Linked DNA regions of Homo sapiens: region 2 is linked to region 1. A link is a loop called in an ENCODE intact Hi-C map of the cell type or tissue named here. Cell type or tissue: heart right ventricle. All regions are shown on one strand. Each heading gives the region's core, and the rest is flanking DNA. Links, peaks and the distances in the headings are about the cores only. Region 1 overlaps AKT2 (AKT serine/threonine kinase 2). Region 2 overlaps AKT2 (AKT serine/threonine kinase 2).

Evidence for each region. A loop is a pair of places that touch in the nucleus more often than their neighbours do. Peaks named below come from ENCODE experiments on the same cell type or tissue, not always from the same donor. Only the 100,000 strongest peaks of a DNase experiment are listed, where the experiment ranks them.
Region 2: it touches region 1 in a loop (2.1-fold over the local background); 21 of 110 quality-filtered maps call a loop at or near these places.

The regions. Positions count from the first base shown.
Region 1 is chr19:40,273,340-40,284,475 of GRCh38, reverse strand. The region is part of intron 1 of AKT2 (AKT serine/threonine kinase 2); the gene reads left to right. MIR641 (microRNA 641) reads left to right here and starts at 1,835; the gene lies at 1,835-1,933. RefSeq lists enhancers at 3,728-3,847, 3,888-3,937, 9,168-9,227, 9,248-9,317, 9,828-9,907 and 1 more. In heart right ventricle, for the core only: a CTCF peak has its summit at 5,047; a DNase peak (open chromatin) is centred at 5,085; H3K4me3 peaks cover 1,769 bases; H3K27ac peaks cover 5,237 bases.
Region 2 is chr19:40,227,126-40,238,261 of GRCh38, reverse strand. AKT2 (AKT serine/threonine kinase 2) reads left to right here. Exons shown (of 14, transcript NM_001626.6): 9 at 171-293; 10 at 1,877-2,005; 11 at 2,158-2,372; 12 at 2,912-2,999; 13 at 3,115-3,217; 14 at 4,311-7,945. The coding sequence ends at 4,390. Among named protein-coding and RNA genes, the nearest start is that of CCNP, 6.0 kb to the right of the region's middle. In heart right ventricle, for the core only: no CTCF peak of the experiment used is centred there; no DNase peak of the experiment used is centred there; H3K27ac peaks cover 1,129 bases.

The sequences.
Region 1 (11,136 bases), core at 1,963-9,962:
GGAGGGAACGTCATGGTTACTGGGGTGCTTTGGACCATGGAGGTGCTGCTCTGGATTCCATTACCCTCTCAGATTATTTACCAGGCAGTAACAGTTCTTTCCTTCCATAGGGGAGGGAGGAAAGCTGTGTTAGAAGTCACTGAAGTTGTCTGAGCCTTAACATTCTGAAGAGGAAGAGGGATTGGGCTTGGATTTGAGGAGCCGTGCCCCTGCACCCGCTTGTTAAAACTTGGGAGGAAGGAGTGTTTGGGGGAACACCTCTTCCCCCCAGGGAAGCTCTCTGGGGGCATCTTGATCTTGGGATTGTGAGGACCTCTTCCTCTCATTTGGAGACCTCTTGGGGCTCAGCAAGACGCCTGGGCTGGAGTAACTAGAGCCTCCAATGGGCTGCTTTTCAACTTCATCCACTCCTACCTTCCCAGAGAAGCAGCAGGAGTTCACTCGTGGGCTGAACTTGGTTGGCAGTGGATGTGAAGGGTCCAGGAACCAACGCAGACCACTACATGCTCCTCTGTCGCTGGCCACGAAGCTGTTTGTGTCTCCCAGTTACCAGCTCGGTCACACATCATGTTTACACTCCCCACCAAGGCAGTAACAGTTGGCCTTGCAGTGAGGCCGGGAGCTGTTTTCCCAGCTGTTCCTCTTTGCATAGGCCAAGGGGACTTGGAGTGGGGGTGCCCCTGGCCCAGCCTGGCCCAGGGAGGAAGGCTGCTCTGAAGGGCTTGGGACAGTCAGATCCCCCATGGATCTGGTGTCTTATTGTGGTCTGTGGGCTGGTGCTGGGAGCAGCCAGCCCCAGAGGTCTGTGGCCAGTGTCCCTGCTCCCTAGGCCAGATCATGACCTTGGCTTGCCCTGTAGCCTTTGCTCTGGGTCTGGAGTTCCCAGAGGACTGGCTGCAGTCCCTGATTGACCCAGCAGACCTGGGCTGGTGATGTGGTCAGAGGGGGCAGATGGTTGCCCCTAGTCCGCAGCAGTGACTTCCAAGCTGACTGGCTTCCGTGGCTCGTGGTTCCTGGAGAGAAAGGTCCCACAGTCTGTGAGGCAGCGGCGACTCTGTAGAATCTTTCTCCACTAGGGGTTTGTTCCTCTGGTCCTCTCCTGCCAGCTTTTAGAGGGTTTGCCTGATGGGGCTAACAGTGGCAGTGAAAACAGTAATCATGAAATTGATGGCTGACAGTAACTGAGTGCATTCTGTGGGCCACACACTGTTTGGAATGCTTCATATAGATAAACTTGCTGAATACTTGAATTCTAGAGCGGTAGGCGCTGTTGTTATGCTCTCCCTTTTAGATGAGAAAACAGCATCTCAGAGAGGCAGATCATTTCCAGAGCTAGTGGATGCCCAGTGTTTATAGCATTCACCCCATGCCAGGCGTGTGACAGGGCTTTTGTACATGTGATCTCACTTAAGTCTCAAAACATACCTGTGGTTAGGCCTATTTTATGGAGAGCTACGAGCTAGTTAGAAGTGTGATACCATTTTACAGATGAGGAATCATTTCACTCACTGTGAAGTGCAAAGATTTCCCAGAGGTCTCATAGCTGAAGTGGGAGAGGTGTGATGTGAGCCCTTGGCCAACCTTGGCCTCAGATCGTCTTGTCAAGGAGAAACTGGAGGAGTGGCTTTTGTCTGTGAGCATATACTCTGCCCAGCCCTGTGCTTTGGGCTTTATATGGTATTTGTGTCCTTTTTTGCAGAGTCCGAAATTGAAGTTCAGAGGAAGAATTGCCTTCCACCGCATCTTATCAGACCCTATGGGTGCCAGGGTAGGATTTGAACCCAGGTCACTGAGCCCCTAGTGCCATGCATTCCTTGCTCACCAGGTTCCAGGCTGGGTGAAAGGAAGGAAAGACATAGGATAGAGTCACCTCTGTCCTCTGTCCTCTACCTATAGAGGTGACTGTCCTATGTCTTTCCTTCCTCTTACCCCTGAGCCTCAGGCTGCCCTGAGCATCTCTGCCTACAGCCAGTCCAGCATTTCTTGGTCCCTCCTCAGAGTGGAGGCAAGGCATCCTTTAACCCTGGGCAGGTGTGTGCTGGGAGAAGAAGACAGCAAGAGAGCCATGCAGGGGGTGACACAGCTACCAGGGACCTGCGTTAGCTAGCAGCAGGACGGTGAAGTCGGTTCTAGCTCTGCGACCTTGGACCACACTGTTCACTCCCATACAGTGGTCTCAGAAGGACGTCCACCTTGGGCTGTTGTGAGGATTAAATGAATTAATCCACGAGAAGCTCCTAGAATGGTGCCTGGTACTGTGTAAGTCTTGGTTGGCAGTCATGATTATGTTATGGAACGGAGGCATCCAGCCTCCCCCACCCCCTACTTTTGGTCCCCTCGAGCATTCCGGGATCCAGCTCCCCAGCCTGGCCCAGCTAGGATCCAGAACTTCAATGTTCTGGTTTCCAGCCTCTGTAAAGAGGTGTATGGAAGCGAGTGAGAGCACAGGGTTCAAATCCAGCCGTGCCACTCCATGGCTGTGTGACCTTGAGCAGGCTCCCCAACCCTTGTGAGCTCATTTCATCATCGGTGCCATGGGGATGATGATAATTCCCACCTGATAGGATTATTGTGAAGGCTGAGTGGATTAATTTGTGGGAAGCATTCATAACTGTTCTGGCATACAATAAGCCTACCGGAAATGTCTCCTCACTAAGAACAGTGCCCGACACATGGTGAGCTGTTGGTCTGTCTTAGCAATTGTAATTCTTAGTATTTCTGCCGGGACTTTGAAGGCCTTTGCCAGTTCACAGAACCGTGTCAGAGAGCACTAGGAGGAGATCAGGGCTGAAATTAGCATCTCAGTTTTACAGATGCAGAAACAGAGGTCGGGGGAGACATGCAATCAAGTCAGAACTGACAAGGGCAGCTCCCGGGCCCACTCCTCTTCCACGCAGTGGCTTTGCAGCCCTGAGCGCCTCCAAGGTAGACACACTGGAGTCTTTTCAGAGGTCAGGCTCTGTGCTTGTTTTTTTTTTTCTTTTGAGACAGGGCCTCCCTCTGTCACCCAGGCTGGAGTGCAGTGGTGTGATCACAGCTCACTGCAGGCTTGACCTCCTAGGCTTTAGTGATCCTTCCACCTCATCCTCTTGAGTAGCTGGGACTACAGGTGCATGCCACCATGCCTAGCTAATTTTTAAATTTTTTGTGGAAACGGGAGTCTCGCTATGTTGCTCAGGCTAGTCTTGAACTCCTGGGCTCAAGTGATCCTCCTGCCTCAGTCTCCTGAGTAGCTGGGACCGTAGGTGCATGCCACTGCCCCTGGTTCCCAGCCCACCACAGCTCACAGCTCTGGGAGTGGCAGGAAGGCTGGGCCTGGGCAGGGGGAGCAGCAGAAGTGCCTGCAGGGGTTGGCAGGGGCTGTGCTGCACTGGCCTGTGGGCCTGGGTGAGAGGTGAGGATGGATCCTAAGGGTATTGTGGAGCCGAGGAAAAGGTTTCACTCATCCGCCACCATTTACTGAACACCTCGTATGTGCCAGCGTTGCATCAGTACTGGGAATACAGCAGTGTACTTGCCAAAGTCCCTATCCTTGTGGGGCTAAGCAAGACCAACCCGAAACAGGTTAATAAGCAAGGAGCCGGTTAGAGGGGGAGGAGCTAGGCAGCGAATTCAAATCAGGTGACAGACTGGGCACTTCTTTAGATGCATGCGGCTGTGGGGAGGGCCTCTGAGCTGATCCCAGTTTGGCAAGGTGAGGCAGTCATGTGGGATGGGAGGAGAAGGAACAGCCCTCCAGGTGGAGGGAACCACAGTGCAAAGGTCTGAAGGGAGGACAGAGCTTGGTGAGGTGCAGGGACAAGCCTCACGGAGGCCTGTGTGGCTTGGCAGAGCGAGGGAGCAGGGAGGAGATGAGTCCTGGGGCTGCGGGGCAGGCAGGGCCCTTTCACTGGGAGCCTTGTGGACTGTCTGTGAAGGAGTTTGGAATTTCAGCAGGAACAGCCTGGTCAGATTCAGGGTGTTAGCAGGTGACCCAGGAGCCGGTCACAGGCTCCTGCCTGGGGGCGTGGGTAGATTTGACTGAGCGGAGCAGGGCGTTTCACAGGCCTCCCACTTCCCCTCCAGTAGCATCACTGCCTTACAGCCAGCAAAGGCCTGAGGGTTGCCTCCCTCCTGTGGTTTTCACACCGTGTTCTCCAGAGCCCGTGGCTGTTACTTTTAGGGAAAGAGGAGGGGAGGCTCATTGGGCTGATTTCTCTGCCCATTCCTCCCCAACCCAACCAGCCGGACTAATACTGAATAGCAACGCAGGGCAGCAGTCACACCTGATACAGACAGCACCCGCTGACCCTGCGTCCACGCTGCCGTGGGCCTGTAGGCCTGCGCCATTCCCAGTGCTCCTCTGGAATTGGAAAGACCAGGGCTTGTGACTGGCGCCCAGCACCCAGGTCTCTGGTTGGGCTCAGGTGTGGTTGATATTACGAAGGCAAAATAAATGAGGGCCAGGTTGAGAGTGTGGGCATGTTTCTCCACTATAGCTGGGTGATCAGGGAGGACCTCCCTGAGGAGGTGACGTGTGGGTAGGGACTGGAGTGCTGTGAGGGAGCCATGGGAGGATCTGGGTGAAGACCCATTAGACCCAGGAGGAATCTTCTCTGATTCCCGCTTTACAAGTGGTGAGAACTGAAGCCTGGAGAGCCTCTGTAGCTTGTGCTGAGTCCCCCAACCAGGAAGTGTTGGGGACAGGCTATGAATCTGGGCTTCCAGAGATTCCCCCACCACAGCTCAGTAGCCCCTGGTGAGTGTGACTTCTGATCCCACCCATGGGCTCACCCCTAAGGCTTGGTGCGGGAGCAGGCGCTCTGGCTTTTTTTTTTTTTTTTGAGGTGTGTTCCAGGGTATCTTCCTAGAAGGAGCAGAACCCCTCAGAACAAACCACTAGGGTCTCCAGAAGGCCCCCGGGATGGGTTGGGATGGAAAGGAGTGTCTTTCAGACTTGAGCTCCAAGCCCCTGGAGGACCCAGGGTCACCCCTCCCCGGGCCTCTCTTCAGCTTCCCAGAGCTCTCAGCGGAAGGCCCTCAACCACAGGCCTCCGGGCCGCACGGTGGGGTGGTTCCATGGCAGGCTCTTCTGGACAGCCAGCCAAGCAGCGAGAGGCCCAGCTGGGGGAGACAGCCTGGGAGCAGGACCAGGAGGGAGGGAGTGAGTGTGGGAGGGGCGCTGGGTGGGAGCTCAGCCTGGCCCCCTTGGGGCAGGACCCACTGCCAACTCGGCACCCACAGCAGGGCCCAGGTGCTCTGACTGTGCCGAGCGAGGGACAGCAAGCCGGGTCGGCCAAGAGGAGACTGCATGTCAGAGGTCCCAGCAGGAGTTTCTTCAGCCCAGCCGTCCTGCTGGAGAAGCTCGTTCGCAGATGTTGTTTCTAAGGGTGAGGCCAGAAACCCAAGTCTTCCTCGGTTTGCCACTTTGTGGGCCCTTTCCGAATGGGCTGGGGCAGTTGCCGCTCCCCGGTTCTCTTCTCCAGCCTGGCTTCAAGTTCTTCATGGTCTGGTGGGTTTTTGGTGTACACTTACCCAGCTGGGGCTGCTGAGTGACCTGGTCCCGGGGGTAGCTGACGTGGGTGAGAACCCTGCTCTTGGCACCCCTCTCGGTGGCTGTGGAGCTCTGGGGCCTTATTTCTTCTCCCTAAGGTGCATTTTGCTCAGCTGTAAACGGGAACCTTCCTGCTGAGTGGGGCGGTGGGGAGGATGCACGGAGCTGCTGCGTTGGAAAGCACAGGCCTCCTGAGGAGGCGGCGGGATGAATTTGGGCTGATGCTACTCCTGGTGATTGCCAGACAGGACTGAGGGCACCTGAGAGCACAGAAGGGGCTCTGCAGGGCAGTGGGCACAGGCTCGTTGTTGGTCCTTGGGAGAGAGTGGTAGGGCCTGTTAGCTGATGGGAGGGCTCCAGACAGGAATGTGAATCACTCCCACCACTGTACTCCTGCCCAACCAGACGCTGCATATTAGCTCTACAAACCTGCACAGCAGCCTGGGAGGTGGGCAGTGTTAGCACTCCCATCTCGTAGATAGGAAACTGAGGCCCAGGAAGCCACATAGAATATTGGGGTCATTCTCGTGAGTAGTTCGCCTCTCAGTGCTGGGCACTGCTGCAGAGCTTAAGGTGTCTGCTCTCACTCATCCTCACCACAGCCTGGCAGCTCGCTGTCCCGATCGTCCCCGTTGTACAGGGGAGGAAACGGGCATAGAGAGGTTATTGGATTTGCTGGAAGTCAGTAATAGGCATGATGGTTGAACCCTGCTCTGTCGGCGAAGCTGCCTTTTGAAGACAGCCTCATCTTCTTGCCCTGCCTGCTATGACTGGAGTTGTCACTGTTGTCATCATGATTTCTTTTCTGCTTTCTCTTCTCCTAGACAGAGCTGGCACAAAGTAGGCCTCAGTAATCCAGAAATGACTCCATTCCATGCCTGCTTGGGATGTGGGGTGTGGCTGCTTCTCTCCACCCCCAATACCATGACCTTGGCCCCTCCCAAGGGGGGCCCAGGGGGAAGAGATGAGGATGGGAGGCACCCCCTCCCCACTGCCCTAGGGGCCTGATTGCTGAACAGCCTCAGGAGCCAGCCTTTGGCTGTTCTTGGTCATTTGTGTGTTCCATCTGTCTCCAAATATTGATTGAATCACTTCTATGTGCCACGTGTAGTTCTGGATGCGATCGGAGGTGGCAGAGAGGTTGCATTGGCCTGTGAGTGCTTGGTGTGGCTGAAGGAGGGAACAGAGATCTAGCTGGACTGGGTGGGAGAGGGGCTTGGGAAGGCTGCTGAGGAGCCCCTGTGATGTGAGAGCCCGAGGAAGTGGGCTGGACGGGGTGCAGCCAGGTAAAGGCCGCAAGGAAGGCGATATCTGGATGTGCTGGTGGAACAGCAGGCCCATGTAGCTGGAGCCGGGGGAGTGGGTGAGGGGGAGAGAGCAGGGTGGCAGGGCTCAGGGCCTGGGCTATGATGGGGATCCAGGGCTTTATCCCCAAAGAGAAGGGACACAGGTGGGTGGGGAGGGACCTGTGTGGGAGAGAGCTGGCTGGATTCAGGTGGCAGCCAGGGATGGAGAAAGCAGACCATATTCTGCTTTGGAGACAGGGCGCCCTAGAGCCCAGCTTCTCAAACTGGTGTCCGAAGGCCTTGGCGGGTGGGAGGAGGTGTCTGCAGGGCATTGACTCTTTTTAGCTGTGTGTTTTCATTTAGATGATATTTTCAAAAAGTTAGTAGGGGCATGTTGGAAATTATTGGGATGATTCCTTTAGAACCAAGTAGTGACAGCAGTAACATTAGCTGCCACTGCATGGCTCTGACAGGCTCAGGACGGCCCCTGATGTCAGAGTCCTTTATGTAATTGCCACCTATTTTTCAAGCACTGGCCCTGTCCCCAGCTGTGTGTGAAGCCATCTCATTGGGTCCCCAGGACAACCCATGGTTATCAGAAAAATCATCTTTTTAAATTTTTCATTATTTTTTTGAGACAGGGTCTGGCTCTGTCACCCAGGCTGGAATGCAGTGGCACCATCATGGCTGATTGCAGCCTTGACCTCACTGGCTCAAGTGGTCCTCCCACCTCAGCCTTCTGAGTAGCTGGGACTACAGGCATGCACCATCATACCTGGCTAATTTTTTTAAAACAATTTTCAGTAGAGATGGGAGTCTCCCTATTTTGCTCAGGCTGATCTTGAACTTTTGGGCTCCAGTGATCCACATCCCTCAGCCTCCCAAAGTGCTGGGATTACAGGCGTGAATCACTGCACCTGGCCTGCAAAAATTATCTTTTGAGATAACATAAACATGTGCTTGGGCAGATTGGTGTTAAGATTCCATTCTACAGGCTGGGCACGGTGGTTCACACCTGTAATCCCAGCACTTTGGGAGGCCGAGGAGGGTGGATCACGAGGTCAGGAGTTCAGTACCAGCCTGGCCAAGATGGTGAAACCCTGTCTGTACTAAAAATACAAAAATTAGCCAGGTGTGGTGGTGGGTGCCTATAATCCTAGCTATTCGGGAGGTTGAGACAGGAGAATTGCTTGAACCTGGGAAGCAGAGGTTGCAGTGAGCCAAGATCGCACTACTGCACTCCAGCCTGGCGACAGAGTGAGACTCTGTCTCAAAAAAAAAAAAAAAAAAAAAAAAAAAAAAAAAAAAAAAGATTCCATTTTACAGATGCGGAAGCTGAGGTTCAGAGAAGTGACCTGTGTAGCCTGGAAGTGGTAGAGTCAGGATTTGAGTTGACTAGAGGTGTGAGTTTGGGCCTGAGTCCTGCTCCAATTCCCCAGGTAAGCTGCGTTGGGGTGCGGGAGAGATGGGGTATAGCATGGGAGCTTCCAGCCGCACTGGGATGATCTGGCTCCTCTTGGGCCTGTGAGAGTCACATCCCTGCCTCCTGCCTTTAAGCTCCCGGTGCTTAATTAGCAGGAATTCTATAGAATTGCACTCCAGAATGGTAGCTACTAGCCATGTATGGACTTTTTTTTTTTTTTTTGAGACGGAGTCTTGCTCTGTCACCCAGGCTGGAGTGCAGTGGTGTGATCTTGTCTCACTACAACCGCCGCCTCCCGGGTTCAAGCGATTCTCTGCCTCAGCCTCCCGAGTAGCTGGGATTACAGGCGCCTACCACCACGCCTGGCTAATTTTTGTATTTTTAGTAGAGACAGGGTTTCACCATCTTGGCCAGGCTGGTCTTGAACTCCTGACCTTGTGATCGCCCCCCGCCCACCCCCCCCCCCCCCAGCCTCCCAAAGTGCTGGGATTACAGGCGTGAGTCATCGTGCCCGGACTCACATATGGCTTTTTAAGTTTTAATTAATTACAATTAAAGAAAAGTAAAAAGTCAGTTCTTTAGTTGCACTAGCCATCATTCAAACATTTAGTAACCACATTTCTGTCGTTATGGAAAGGTCTGTGGGCTAGTTCTGCTCTGGTTGCGGTCCCTCTCCTGCACCTACTCGCTGTGACTGTGTGCATGTGGCTCTCTCCCTGGGCCTCAGTTTTCCCATGTGAGGAACGGGGATAGTAACACAGGCTGGCTGTGAAGATGAACATTAATCCATGCCTGGTGCTTTGTGAGTGCTCACTGAGTATTAGCCTTGATGCAGACCCACTGGTTTCTCCTTTTGCCACTGGGCCCTGCCCTGGAGCTCCCAGGGAGGTGGTGGCGATGCAGAGCGACGTGGGTCAGGGATTCCCCATGCAGTCCAACTGGAGGGCTCCCGTGCATGCGTGCACATCAGGGGCGGTAAGGAAGGGCTGGCCGGGGTGTGGGAGGAGGCGACACAAGATGGGAGGTGGCCCTGTCTCTTGGGAGCAAAGGCAGAAGGAGGTGGAGGCAGCTCAGGGCTCGGAGGAGAGGGGTCCGGGCTCCTTGGCTGTGTCCCTGCTGTCTCTCGCTGTGGGTATTCACCGAATCTCTCCCATCCTCGGTTTTCACATCTGCTGCATGCAGGTCCTCATGGTTCTCAAGTGAGGCAGGTGGTGAGCCCATCAGGCCAGTGCCCAGGGCTTATTCTGGGGACAGCTCCTGGAGAGGAAGGGCTGCCTCCCTAAGGACTCCTGCCCTGCCCTGGGTGCAAGGGGTTCCACCTGCTGCCCCTCCCCCACTCCCCAGCTCGCCTCAGGCGGATAGTTCCCCTCTCACTCCAAATAAGAGCCACAATGCTGACAGTGGCCCCCAAGGCCCTGCCCAGCGGTCCCCAGCTTCCTCTAGCTACATCTCCCGGCCCTCCCCTTCACCCACTCCTGTAGGCGCCTCGAACGCGCCTCAGCCCTGCTCCTCCCCTGCCTGCAGCGTTCCTCCCCAGGTCTCCCCCGGCTCTCTCACCTGCTTCCGGTTTTGCTCAGACTGCGCTGCCTCAGTGCGCCCTTCTGTCACCATCCTGTGTATAGTCGGAAACCCCTGCTCCCTTTCCCTGCACTGAATCTTCCGTGTGCTCCTTTTCTCCATGGCATTTGTTAGCTTTGGCTATCCTGTCTAATTTGCGTATGTATTTATTTTTTATTTTGCTGCCTGTTCCCTCATTCCCCCAACTCCCCAATGGCAGGGAGTTCTGTTTTGGTCACTGCTGAATCCCTGGTGACCCGAGCAGTGATGATGCAGAGTTGTTGTGATATTTGTGGAATGAATGAATGCAGGATTTTTTGTTTTACCTTCACTTGGCACAAATGCTGTGGTTCTGTTCACCACTCCCCCCTGAAGTAATGAAAGTTATGGGCCCATCCCTGTGCTGAGTGGAGCTGGGGACACAGTGGGGGCTAGGACAGACTGTATCCCTGCCTTGTGGAACCCACAGTCCAGTGGGAGAGGCGACATTACCCACATAGTCATGCAGGTGACAGAGGCAAGTGCTGTGAGGGGAAGGGAAGGCTGAGCTCTGAGAGTCCGCTGCTCGTGGGAGAGGGGTGGTCAGGGAAGGCCTCCGTGAAGAAGATGGGTGAACAGAGTGCCAGGCAAGGGGTACAGCATGTGCAAAGGTCTTGGGGTGTGAGAGCAGGGAGTCTTCATGGGGCCAGGAGAAGGGGAGATTGTGTGTTGGAGCGAGCAGACCAGTGAGGCTGGAGAGCAGGCGGGGCCAAGGCAGATGGCCCCTGGCAGCCTCCATAGGGGCCTTGGACGTGATCCATGGGCACTAGGGAGAGGTCCTGAGCAGGGGAGGGACAGGGTCAGAACTGCGTGGAGGATCCCGCTGGTTGCAGCATGGAGCCCTCAGAGTGTATGGAGCCCGTGGCCAAGCAGACTAGAATATTTGACATGATTTCTGTGGGTGCTGTAAGGCCCTGGGTGGCGTGAGGGGGAAGGTGTGTGTGTGGGGTGGCAGGGAGGAGAAGGAATCTGCTCTGTGCTTATTCTTGTCCCCGTTTCTTTTGCAGCCTGCCCACGGCTTCAACCTGCCTCCAGCCCCACCTGCTCCAAGCAGACAGATGGGGCGAGTGTAGGGAGTGTGTTTAAAAGAAAAAAGAAACAAAAAGTCTCTCTCTTTTTTTTTTTTGAAGTACCCAGACCTTTTCAGGAAAAAAAAAAAAAAGTTTCTTCAGTGCCACCTTCTCACCAAGGAGGTAGAATAGGTAAAAATTCACCTGTTCAGAAACATACAGTATAGAAAGTGAAGTTTCCCATGTCTCCACCCATCAGAGGAAATAATAATTTTTTTTTTTTTTTTG
Region 2 (11,136 bases), core at 2,117-10,116, 46 kb after region 1:
TGTCACTTATGAGCTTCTGCGCTCTGCCTTGATTGGTCCCTCTAGCTGTCACTTGCTGGTTCATGATACAGGTGTCACCACATCACTGCGCTGGGGCAGGGGGCTGGGAAGGTGAGGGCAGGTGGGTGGGCTGGGGCCTGACCTCCTCTCCCCACCCCTTCCTCCTGCAGCTGTTCTTCCACCTGTCCCGGGAGCGTGTCTTCACAGAGGAGCGGGCCCGGTTTTATGGTGCAGAGATTGTCTCGGCTCTTGAGTACTTGCACTCGCGGGACGTGGTATACCGCGACATCAAGGTTAGTGGCAGGGTGTGCGCCAGGCTGACCTGTGGCATGCACACCACATGGGACTCACACTGGGGAAGTTGGGCTGAGCTTCTGCCCTCATTCGCCAGGCTCCCCACCAAGGTCCAGGGTGGTGGCTGCCCTCATTCGCCAGGCTCCCCACCAAGGTCCAGGGTGGTGGCTGCCCTCATTCACCAGGCTCCCCACCAAGGTCCAGGGTGGTGGCTCTGTGGCAAGTTGCCCCAAGTAGGGACCTTCCCAAGCCTCCCATGAGCGCTCCTAGGCCACTAGCGGAGTGTCAACTGCCACAATACCTACTTTATTTGTATTTATTTATTTATTTATTTTTGAGGAGTCTTACTCTGTTGAGTGCAGTGGTGTGATCTCGGCTCGCTGCAACCTCTGCCTCCCGGGTTCAAGCGATTGTCCTGCCTCAGCCTCCCGAATAGGTGGGATTACAGGTGCCCGCCACCATGCCCAGCTAATTTTTGTATTTTTAGTAGAGACGGGGTTTCATCATATTGGCCAGGCTGGTCTCAAACTCCTGACCTTGTGATCCACCCACCTCAGCCTCCCAAAGTGCTTGGATTACAGGCATGAGCCCCCGCGCCCGGCCAATTTTAGAAGATAGTTTGGCAGTGTCCACCAAAGCTGAGCACCAGTCATCTGCCCTAGCTGTGTGCACAGGAGAAGTGGGGACACACACTCACCTTAGAAAGTGTCCCCCTCACTCAGCAGCAGGACTTACTCTAGCCCCAACTGGAACAACCCAAGTATCCACTGTGAGAGGAACAGTCAGATCCACTGTGGAGTGTTCTCACAGTGGGACGCCACACAGCAGTTAGGAATGAGCTACAGCTACACACGACAGTGTGGACGCGTCTCATAGGCTAATGTCGAGGGAAAGCCGCACAGAGGAGGTGAGTCCACAGTTCACAGGTGTGTCTGTGTGCAGTGGTACAGATGGGAAGTAGAGGTTAATTCTTGTGGGGGATGGTCAGTAACCGGGAGGGGCACACAGGGCCTTCCAGGGGGAGATGCCACCTCAGCCTCGCAAGTAGCTGGGACTATAGGTGTGTGCCACCATGCCTGGCTAATTTTTTTTTTCATATTAAGAAATATGGAGATGGGGTCTCGCTGTGTTGCCCAGGCTGGTCTCAAACTCATGGGTTCAAGCAATCCTGCCACCTAAGTCCCCCAAATTGCTGGGATTACAGGTGTGAGCCACTTTGCCTGGCTGCATATTTCATAATTAAAGGACAGAAAGTCTAGAAAAAAAGAATAGAAGAAAGCTAGTGCCCCCACGTTCGAAATAAGAACCACAGTTCACAATGGGGACGGTGGGTGGACAGGGCCTGGCTCTCGGCTCTCCCTGCCCAGCTGTTCCCAGGTACCATGGGGGTGGGCCAGAGGGTGAGGAGGGTTGGATCTGGCCTCTCTCTGAGCCTCAGAGGGTGAGGCTGTGTGTGCTGGGCCCAGCCTGGCATGGGAGGGTTGATGTCCAGGAGCCCCGGGCATCTTTCCCTGGAAGGAAAGGCTGGGGTGGCAGGAAGCCTTGGGAGCATGCACCTGAGATCCGTTGACTTTTCCAACAGCTGGAAAACCTCATGCTGGACAAAGATGGCCACATCAAGATCACTGACTTTGGCCTCTGCAAAGAGGGCATCAGTGACGGGGCCACCATGAAAACCTTCTGTGGGACCCCGGAGTACCTGGCGCCTGAGGTGTCTGGGGTTGGTGGGGGTAGGAACGTGTGAGGCCAAGGGTAGGGGGATCCCCCAGACCTGTGTGTTTCCAGCCCAGATGCCCTGAGGGCAGGACTGTGATGCCAGCCTCAGGGCCACGGGCCCAGCCCTCATTTCTCCTCCATCCTCAGGTGCTGGAGGACAATGACTATGGCCGGGCCGTGGACTGGTGGGGGCTGGGTGTGGTCATGTACGAGATGATGTGCGGCCGCCTGCCCTTCTACAACCAGGACCACGAGCGCCTCTTCGAGCTCATCCTCATGGAAGAGATCCGCTTCCCGCGCACGCTCAGCCCCGAGGCCAAGTCCCTGCTTGCTGGGCTGCTTAAGAAGGACCCCAAGCAGAGGTGAGGGCTGGCGTCGGCCCCACCCAGCCCAGCGCCAGCTGCTGCCACTGTCCCTGCGGCCTGGAGGGGGCAGCGTCCACAAGGGTGCTCGCTTGTAGGGTCGCAGTGTGTCGTCCCCACACAGCCCCTGAAAACGTCCACAGTGGCACTTAGGGAGTGCTTCCCCCAGGGCAGGCCCATCCTTGACACTGCCTTATTTTATGGGGACACTGAGGAACAGGGCATCCCCTGGGCCTGGCTGGGGCCACCAAACCATATGTGGCAGAGCCAGGATAGGAACGGAGCCTGCCCTACTAACTCCCTTTCTGGACTCAGGGTAAGGCCAGGCAGTGAGGACACGTGGGTCCGGGTTGCTGACTCCCTGGCTCTGACCCTGGGCACGTGAGCTCCCTCCCTGAGCCTCGGTTTCCTCCTCTGTGAAGTGGTTTGTGGTCAAGACAGAATCATTAAGGGCCATACAGGGCCTGCCTGCTCCGAAAGCCCGTCTGCCCGAACCCAGCTGCTCCGGGAGGCAGGTGCTGACGGCCGTCTCTGCACAGGCTTGGTGGGGGGCCCAGCGATGCCAAGGAGGTCATGGAGCACAGGTTCTTCCTCAGCATCAACTGGCAGGACGTGGTCCAGAAGAAGGTGAGCCCCACTGCTTGCCCCAGCAGGACCCTCAGGGACCTGGCCCACTCGTGGTGACCTTGGTTGAGGCCTCCTGGCCTCAGGGTCCCTGAGCCTGAGCTCCTCTCCTCCGTAGCTCCTGCCACCCTTCAAACCTCAGGTCACGTCCGAGGTCGACACAAGGTACTTCGATGATGAATTTACCGCCCAGTCCATCACAATCACACCCCCTGACCGCTGTGAGTGCCTGGGGCCCCCGCGCTGGTGTGCCTGCCCCAGGGGTGGAGGGATGGGATCTGCTCTTAACTCACTTCTCAAGGAGGGCCCTCGAAGGCCCCCGCTTCATGTCTGGGAGATTTCCCCAAGTCTGCTCTCAGGCCCTTTTGCTGTTGGTCCTCTTTGGACCTGGTGAGGCCACCAGGAGCCATTGACTGCAGCACGTTCTGGAGCTCAGTCGGGGGGCTCAGGGCAGGAGGCAGCCCGGTCCCTGAGCCTGGCTGGGTTCACTGCTTTACAGCTGTTTGGGTTCTTACTCTGAACTCAGCCCAGGGCTGGGCTATGCTGGGGACACAGCACTGATTGAGCCAGCCCTGGGCCCTGCCCTGGAAAGCTCCCAGCCCAGGTAGGGTGGGCGGCCTGGAGTGGTCAGGGCTAGGGCGTGGGAGGCCAGGGACTGGGGAATCCCAGAGGAAATATCCGACCTGGCCTGCAGTTAGGGAGGGCTTTCTAGAGGAGGAAGCAAACGTGTCAGCTGGCCGGAGGAATGACGTGTGGGATGCCAGCAATGGGAGAAGCATGGCATAGCTAAGGACCGGCAGCAGCCAGGGAGATGGTGGTGAGAAGAGAGGGCATGGGGCTGGAGTGCAAGGGTCTGGGGGCCACTGGGAGGGGTGGGGACTGCTTGCATGGCGGGAGCCAGCCATGGAAGGGTTTCATACAGAGAGGGACAGGGTTAAAGCAGGCCTTTAGAAAGCCCCCCTGGCTGCCCGTGGAGAATGGATGGGAGGGTGCGAGAGGCAGGCCAGGACAGGGCTCTGGGCTGGACTCTGGCATGGTGGTGTGTGGGGCAGAGAGAAGGTGGGAGGCTCAGAAGGCCCTGCCAGCTGTGGGGCGCATGGGCAAGGGCACAGGAAACTCCCAGAGGAGGCCGCCCGGGGCTCAGGTTTGGGGAGTGGGTCCGTGGCTGAGGGCCTCCATTGCGGAGGGATGGGCCTTTCCTGTCCTGTCCTGTGGGCAGCCCCCGCCAGCTGGGGCCGTTTCCCCAGGGAGTCTGGGCAGGTGTCCCAGGCCCTCTCCTGACTGGTCCTCCCCATCCACCTCTGCCGCCCACAGATGACAGCCTGGGCTTACTGGAGCTGGACCAGCGGACCCACTTCCCCCAGTTCTCCTACTCGGCCAGCATCCGCGAGTGAGCAGTCTGCCCACGCAGAGGACGCACGCTCGCTGCCATCACCGCTGGGTGGTTTTTTCCCCCTAACTTTTTACTTAGCCTTTTTGGTTTGTGTCCCCACCCCCACCTCCTCACCCCCTTTCCAGTTCTTCTTCAGGCCCCTCCCAGACGCACCCCAGCGGCCCCTGCAGCCCCTGCCTCCAGCCTCCAGCCTCACCTTTGTGCCCAGACTCGCATTTGGAAGACTCCACCTCCCGCCCAGGCCTGGGCTGTTGGGCGGTTGGAGATTCAGGTTTTAATCCACACAAGCCCCAGTGAGGGGTGAAGCATGGCGCCTGGGGCCTGCCTGAGTTTCTGGCCTGGGTGTCGTGCTGGTGTCTGCCTCCGCGCTGCTGCATCTGGACGAAGGCTGCCTTCTGGTGGGACGCGACACCCGGCAGACAGTGGTGCTGCCTTCCAGGCCCCGTGGCCTAGGCTCGGAGTGGCCAGGCACGGGGCGGTCCAATCCCCCACCCGCTGTCCCCCTATGGGGGCAGAAAAGCAATAATGTCCAGGGGCAGGCAGGGGCCCTTGGGAGCTGCAGGGCTGGGGGTTAGGGCTGCTCCCTGGTGAATGGAGTCAGATCCTAGGATCTGTACCATGGGGAACCAGGAGTGGCCGGGCTGGGTGCCGCCTCCTGGTCCGGCCTCCTCCCCACCAAACTGTCCTCACCCTATGGATGAGGCAGGAGGAACATTTGGGGCCAAACCTGCCTGCCTCCCAGCCCCGTGCCTTACTAGGGCTTCCTTCCAGCTGGCCTTACCTCCCGCTGGACCCTGGGCCTGGCCTGGCCCCACTGGGGGCTATGGGCTGGGCTCACCCTCTCCTCTGCGGGGGTGGAGGGCCACCAGCCTTGGCTGTTACAATCTTACACCGGACAGTATTGGGCCCCATGGACTTGGTCAGGGAGGGGTGGGGGTGGGCATCTCTGGTACCTATTGGGGTGGGGGGCCTCTGAAAAGGGAGGCTCCTAGGCCCCCCTCACCCCTCCCTCTCCCCAGGGCCCCACGTTCTGCAGCCTTAAGGTTGAACATGAGTGCACGTCCATGTCAGTGCTGTGGGACTCCTGTGCGTGCCTCGGACTGCGTGTGTCGGCGGGACGCAGGCACACGTGGGTGTGTGTGCATGTGTGTTTGTGTGAGGGCAGCGTGTCCTCCAGTGTGCATGGTGTGTGGGCTTGGGCCCCATCCCTGGCCCGAGCATTTCATCCTGTGGGGGAGGGGTGCTGACCTAGTGGGAGGAGCCCCACTGTGATCCATGAGCTGCCCTGCCCACGCCTCCCCTCCCTGTAGCAACACCTCTGGGTGTTTGGAGTTTAGCTTTTGTGGGTTTGCTCTCCCTATCCCATCTCCTGTACTACACAGTTCATGGCAGGGTGGGGAGGGGTGGGGTTGGTTCGGGTGGGTGAGGGTCTTTTTCCTCTGTGTGCGATGTTGTTATCTGACAGTTCTCCGTCCCTACTGGCCTTTCTCCTCGTCTTCATATTTGTACGGTACAAGCAATAAAGACACTCATTTCAGACCAGGGCCCAGCCTGCACTCACGCCAGCCCAACCACTCTGGGCTTTGCCTTGGTGATGGAGTCAGACCCCTGGGCCCCAGCTCCTCCTGTACTAGCCGTTCCCTTCAGCAAGGAGGGCACTGAGCTCAGGGTGAGGGCAGCTGGGGTGTGTGCAGGAGCTCAGGCTGGAGAGGGTGGGTGGAGCTGGTGCTGTGGGGCTGAGGGGTATGGGAAGGCTCCCCGCATGTGGGGGTGGGGTGGACAGAGACCACTCCAGGCCCTCAGTGCTGCTTAGGCTAAGAGAGGTGGGGTGGAGGGACAGGGCTGGAAGATCTGGGTAGCCCAGAATGAGGAGGGTGCCTGTGCTGTCACTGAATGAGAGGGAGTGGTTCATTCCACCCGGCTGCCGAGCCTCAGAGGGGGGCATTCCTATCCTGCCCCACCTCCCTGTTTATGCTGCCACCTGGAAGCCTTGAGGCCCCCAAATTCCAGTACAGACCCAGTGGTGTGTTCATGGTGGCGTGGTTGCTGTCACCTGGGAGCTCCTGAGCGTTTGGTTAGAACCCTGTTCAGCTTGGGGTCAGCCCTCCCCTAGTCACTGCCCTTTAGCCTGGATGTGTCTGGGCCCCTGCACTTCCCGTGCTTGAGTCACGTGGCTGCATGGCCGGGCGCTGGCCGGATGGAACACCTCCCCCAGCAAGGGACCAGGGACCAGAGCCCTGGCCTGCCCTGCTGAGCCCTGCTGTGCAGAGGGCCTGGCACAGATGAATTTGAGATTTTGCCGCAAGGTGTTAGCACTTCACACCCATTGAGTCTTTGAGATTTTAAGTGAATGTAAGCAGAAAAAGTCAGATCCAATTTACAGAAATCAGAGTTAGCTACAGCTAGGACTCGTTTGGTTGGGGTTTTTTAGTTTGTCTTTCTAAAGTCATGTGGACCTTAATTTAATTACAAAAGTCTACCCTGGTGGTCATAAAATAGGCAGGCCTATGAAGAAAGGCCTTTTACTCTTCCATCTCGTCCCAGCCCCGAGTTGACCCACGTTGCTGCTCCTCACACCATGGTGATGCAGGTCTCGTAGTGTGGGCACAGGCCTGGCTACCTCATCTTTTTAGTGCCTCTCTCCTCTTCCACAGGATGGGGTCCCACAGCTGCAGCAGCTGGCCCCGTAGTTGAGCATGTGTGGTTATCCTGTAGAGCTTTTCCCAAGAAGGGTGTTTGAACTTAGAGTCTTAATAAAATCTTACCAAATAAATTTTGAGTAGAATAATCGTCTTTTGCAATGTACATTTTAAAAATTTCACACATTCTTTTTTGTATATAAAGAACAGTGACTGGGCACAGTGGCTCATGCCTGTAATCCCAGCAATTTGGGAGGCCGAGGCGGGCGGGTCTCTTGAGGCCAGGGGTTCGAGACCAGCCTGGGCATCATAGGGAGACCTTCATCTCTACAAAAAATACAAAAATTAGCTGGGCATGGTGGTGCATGCCTGCAATCCCAGCTAACTTGGAAGGCTGAGGTGAGGTGGGAAGATCACTTGAGCCCAGGAGTTTGAGGCTGCAGTGAGCTATGATTGCGGCACTGCACTGCAGCCTGGGACAATGAGACTGTGTCTCTAAAAATAAAAAAAAAAAAAACATGATACATGCTATTAAAAAAGACAGCAAAGCAGGAGTATAAGAAAGGAAATTCACCCGAGGTCGCAGGGCCTTGAGTACTCATTTTGGTGCTGATTACCTCTCTGCAAATGGACACGGCATCATAAATTGGTAGTTTCCTGCTCTTTTTGTGTAATCTTTTCCAGTTAATGTGAAGCCTCTGGGGGCTGCCCTCGTGCACTGATGGTTGTGTGGAGTCGGGGGCGGCAGTGCGATTCCCTTTTAGCTGCTGCATGGGGGGAACTCAGGCTTTCCAGCTGCTTCCTGGGGTTCCATGGGGTAGACCCCTCAACCGCTTCAGCTGCCCCGTTAACAGGAATTGACTTGGTTTCGTTTGGTGCTACCAGCAGTCCTGTAATAAACTAGCTATCCATCTGTACTGTGCTGGTGCTTTTGTTTGTCTACATCCCAGGATTTTAATGTCCAGTACCTTTCCAAAAAAGTGTAGCCATTCAGATACTTTAAATTTTGAAATAATTGCAGACTTGCAGAAAACTTTCAAAAATAGTGCTGTACTAAGATTATTCCAGGCCTGGGGCAGGAAATGTACAAGATGAGCCTGGGGCATCTTGCAGTGCCTGAAAGCACGCACTGATATGCTTAAGTCACAGGGACACAGGAGCCAACAGAAAGCTTCCAGTGGCCAAAGCTGAAAAGAATTTGAACAACAAAATAAATAGCATAATATTGGGTTTTCACCTAAAATGTGAAATAAGTCTATTGCTAAGTGGCAAAATGGGGAGAATATGCAAATCTACACAAAATCATAAGTAATTTCTGTAGACAGCCTTCAAGGAGGGCTATGGAACCCCCACTTCTTAGGCGTGGGCTGCAGTGACTCCTCCAAAGAGTGCAGTGTGGAGAGGGGGAAAAGTAACTTTTCAGTGAAGGTCCCTGGCAAACACTACATCATCCAGCCAATCGAGGCAAACACTGCTGATGAATCACCTTCACAGTGTCCCTTTAATGTGATAGAATGGCACTTTCCCTCTGATCCTCCTCTTGCAGACACACACCACCTCACTGAGAGGAAGCAGACATCAGACAGATCTCAGTTGAGGGATTTGTCTGCCAAGGTGGTTAATCAGAAAATTCTGAGAAAGTGACACATCCAAGATCAACCAAAAGAGTCATGGTGACTAAATGTAATGTTTCCTGAAATAGAAAAAGAACGTAGGGAAAAAGGAAGGCTTGAATAAAGCATGGACTTAATAGATGAATATTGGTCTAACGGATTGTGACAAATGGGGCACACTAATATGAGATGTTCATTGGGGAAATTGGGTGTGGGGTAGGTGGGAACTGTCAATCTATTCAAAAAAGTTATGTAGAAGAATTACAAAATATACCCTTCGCCAGGTTCGTCATAGCATTTTACTTAAAACGGACAAAAATGGGATCAGAATGTTAAATTCACCCCTCCACCTCCCGCTCCACATTGTATACCTGTCCTAAAGAACATTCTGCTACATAACTGCTCTCCAGTTACCAAGGTCAGGAAGCTAACATTGAAACTGCTCTTCTGTACAGATTTTATAGTGTTCGCTAATGGTCACGCTTAATGTCCTTGTATGTTAAAAATTCCTAGCTAATGACCAGGCTCACATGTTGCATTCAGTTGGCAGGTGTGAAACTCACAGGGCAGTTATTTTGCAGTTATTTTCCCTCAACCAGGGTTGGTTGCCTCACTTTTTTTTTTTCTCTTTTTTTTAAGACGGAGTCTCACTCTATCGCCCAGGCTGGAGTGCCATGGTGCGATATTGGCTCTCTGCAACCTCTGCCTCCAGGGTTCAAGTGATTCTCCTGTCTCAGCCTCACCAGTAGCTGAGATTACAGGCACCCACCACCACACCCAGCTAATTTTTGTATTTTTAGTAGAGACAGGGTTTCACTATGTTGGCCAGGCTGGTCTCGAACTTACCTCAAGTGATCTGCCTGCCTCACCTTCCCAAAGTGCTGGGATTACAGGCGTGAGCCACTGCGCCTGGCCTAAAAGATATATATATATATATATATTTTTTTTTAAAGCTACTTACGTCTCTCCATTTGCCCGCAAGGAAATTCCTTGTGGACAGAAGACAGGCAGAGTTCAAAGTCATCCCTGTGCTCACATGAGACCAATGCATATCTGATGGCTTCCTCCGTCCTATTGTTTGACCCAGACTAGGCATGGATGGCTCTTCCTGTAAATTGTGCATTCAGTAAAAGGCTAATCAAACTCAAAAGAATGCAGCCGTTTGTCTCCTGTCTATGACCTGGAAGCCCCCTCCCCTGCTTCGAGTTGTCTTGCCTTTCCGGACCGAACCAATGTACAGCTTACACATATTGAGGACGTCTCATGTCTCCATAAAACGTATAAAACCAAGCTGTGCCCCGAATACCTCCTGAGGCCGTGTCACACGCACACCCTTAACTTTGGCAAAATAAGCTTTCTAAATTGATTGACACCTATCTCAGATACCTTTTGGTTTACACAGTTAATAAACATCTTGTGTAGAGACATTTTGTAGATATCCCGATTCCTATCAGATGTTCACCCACTAGTTTGAACATCTATTGATATTTCTTGCATGAAACGATGCTGTGGTGGTTGCCAAATAGGATTTTCCAACCTTCTACATTATTAGTTCGGCCAGTCATGGCGGCCCACACCTGTAATCCTAGCACTTTGGGAAGCCAAGGTGGGAGGATTCCTTGAACCCAGGAGTTCAAAACCAGCCTAGGCAACAAAGTGATACCCCAGTCTCTACAGAAAAATTTAAAAATTAGCCAAGCATGATGGCGCACACCTGTAGTCCTAGCTACTTGGGAGGCTGAGATGGGAGGATCACTTGAGCCTAGGAGGTTGAGGCTGCAGTGAGCCGTGTTCACACCACTGCACTCCAGCCTGGGTGACAGAGCGAGACCCTGTCTGAAAACAAAACACATTTATTAGTTCACTTTCTAAAGATTAGAAGAGCTTTTCTTTCCCACTGCCTGAGTTATATCAGAATAAACTTGTATTTTAATTTTATTCAGTGGTTTGTGATCTATGACTATCATCTTGATGCTCACATTTTCTAGATTTAGCTAGTGACTTCTGCATCTATGTGACTTGCCCTGCTGTTGGGACACTTTCTGCCACACAAAAATATTCCAGATCTTGTACCTTCTCTTGTATGACCCTGGGATCAGCCATTTCTCCAGGTAGCCCTGGTTCCTTTTAGTGGAGAATGGGATGTGGCGGCCAGGGTTTGGATGTTAGGGGTGCTTCTCACTATTGGGGTGTCGCTGCTCTTAAGCTCTCCCAGTGGATTAAGCTAGGAAATACATGTTTGCATACACACCACTTTTTAAAAAAAATTTTTTTTTTTTTGAGACGGAGTCTCGCTCTGTCGCCCAAGCTGGAGTACAGTGGCCCAATCTCGCTCACTGCAAGTTCCGCCTCCAGGGTTCATGCCATTCTCCTGCCTCAGCCTCCTGAGTAGCTGGGACTACAGGCTCCCGGCACCACGCCCAGCTAACTTTTTGTATTTTTAGTGGAGATGGGGTTTCACAGTGTTAGCCAGGATGGTCTCCATCTCCTGACCT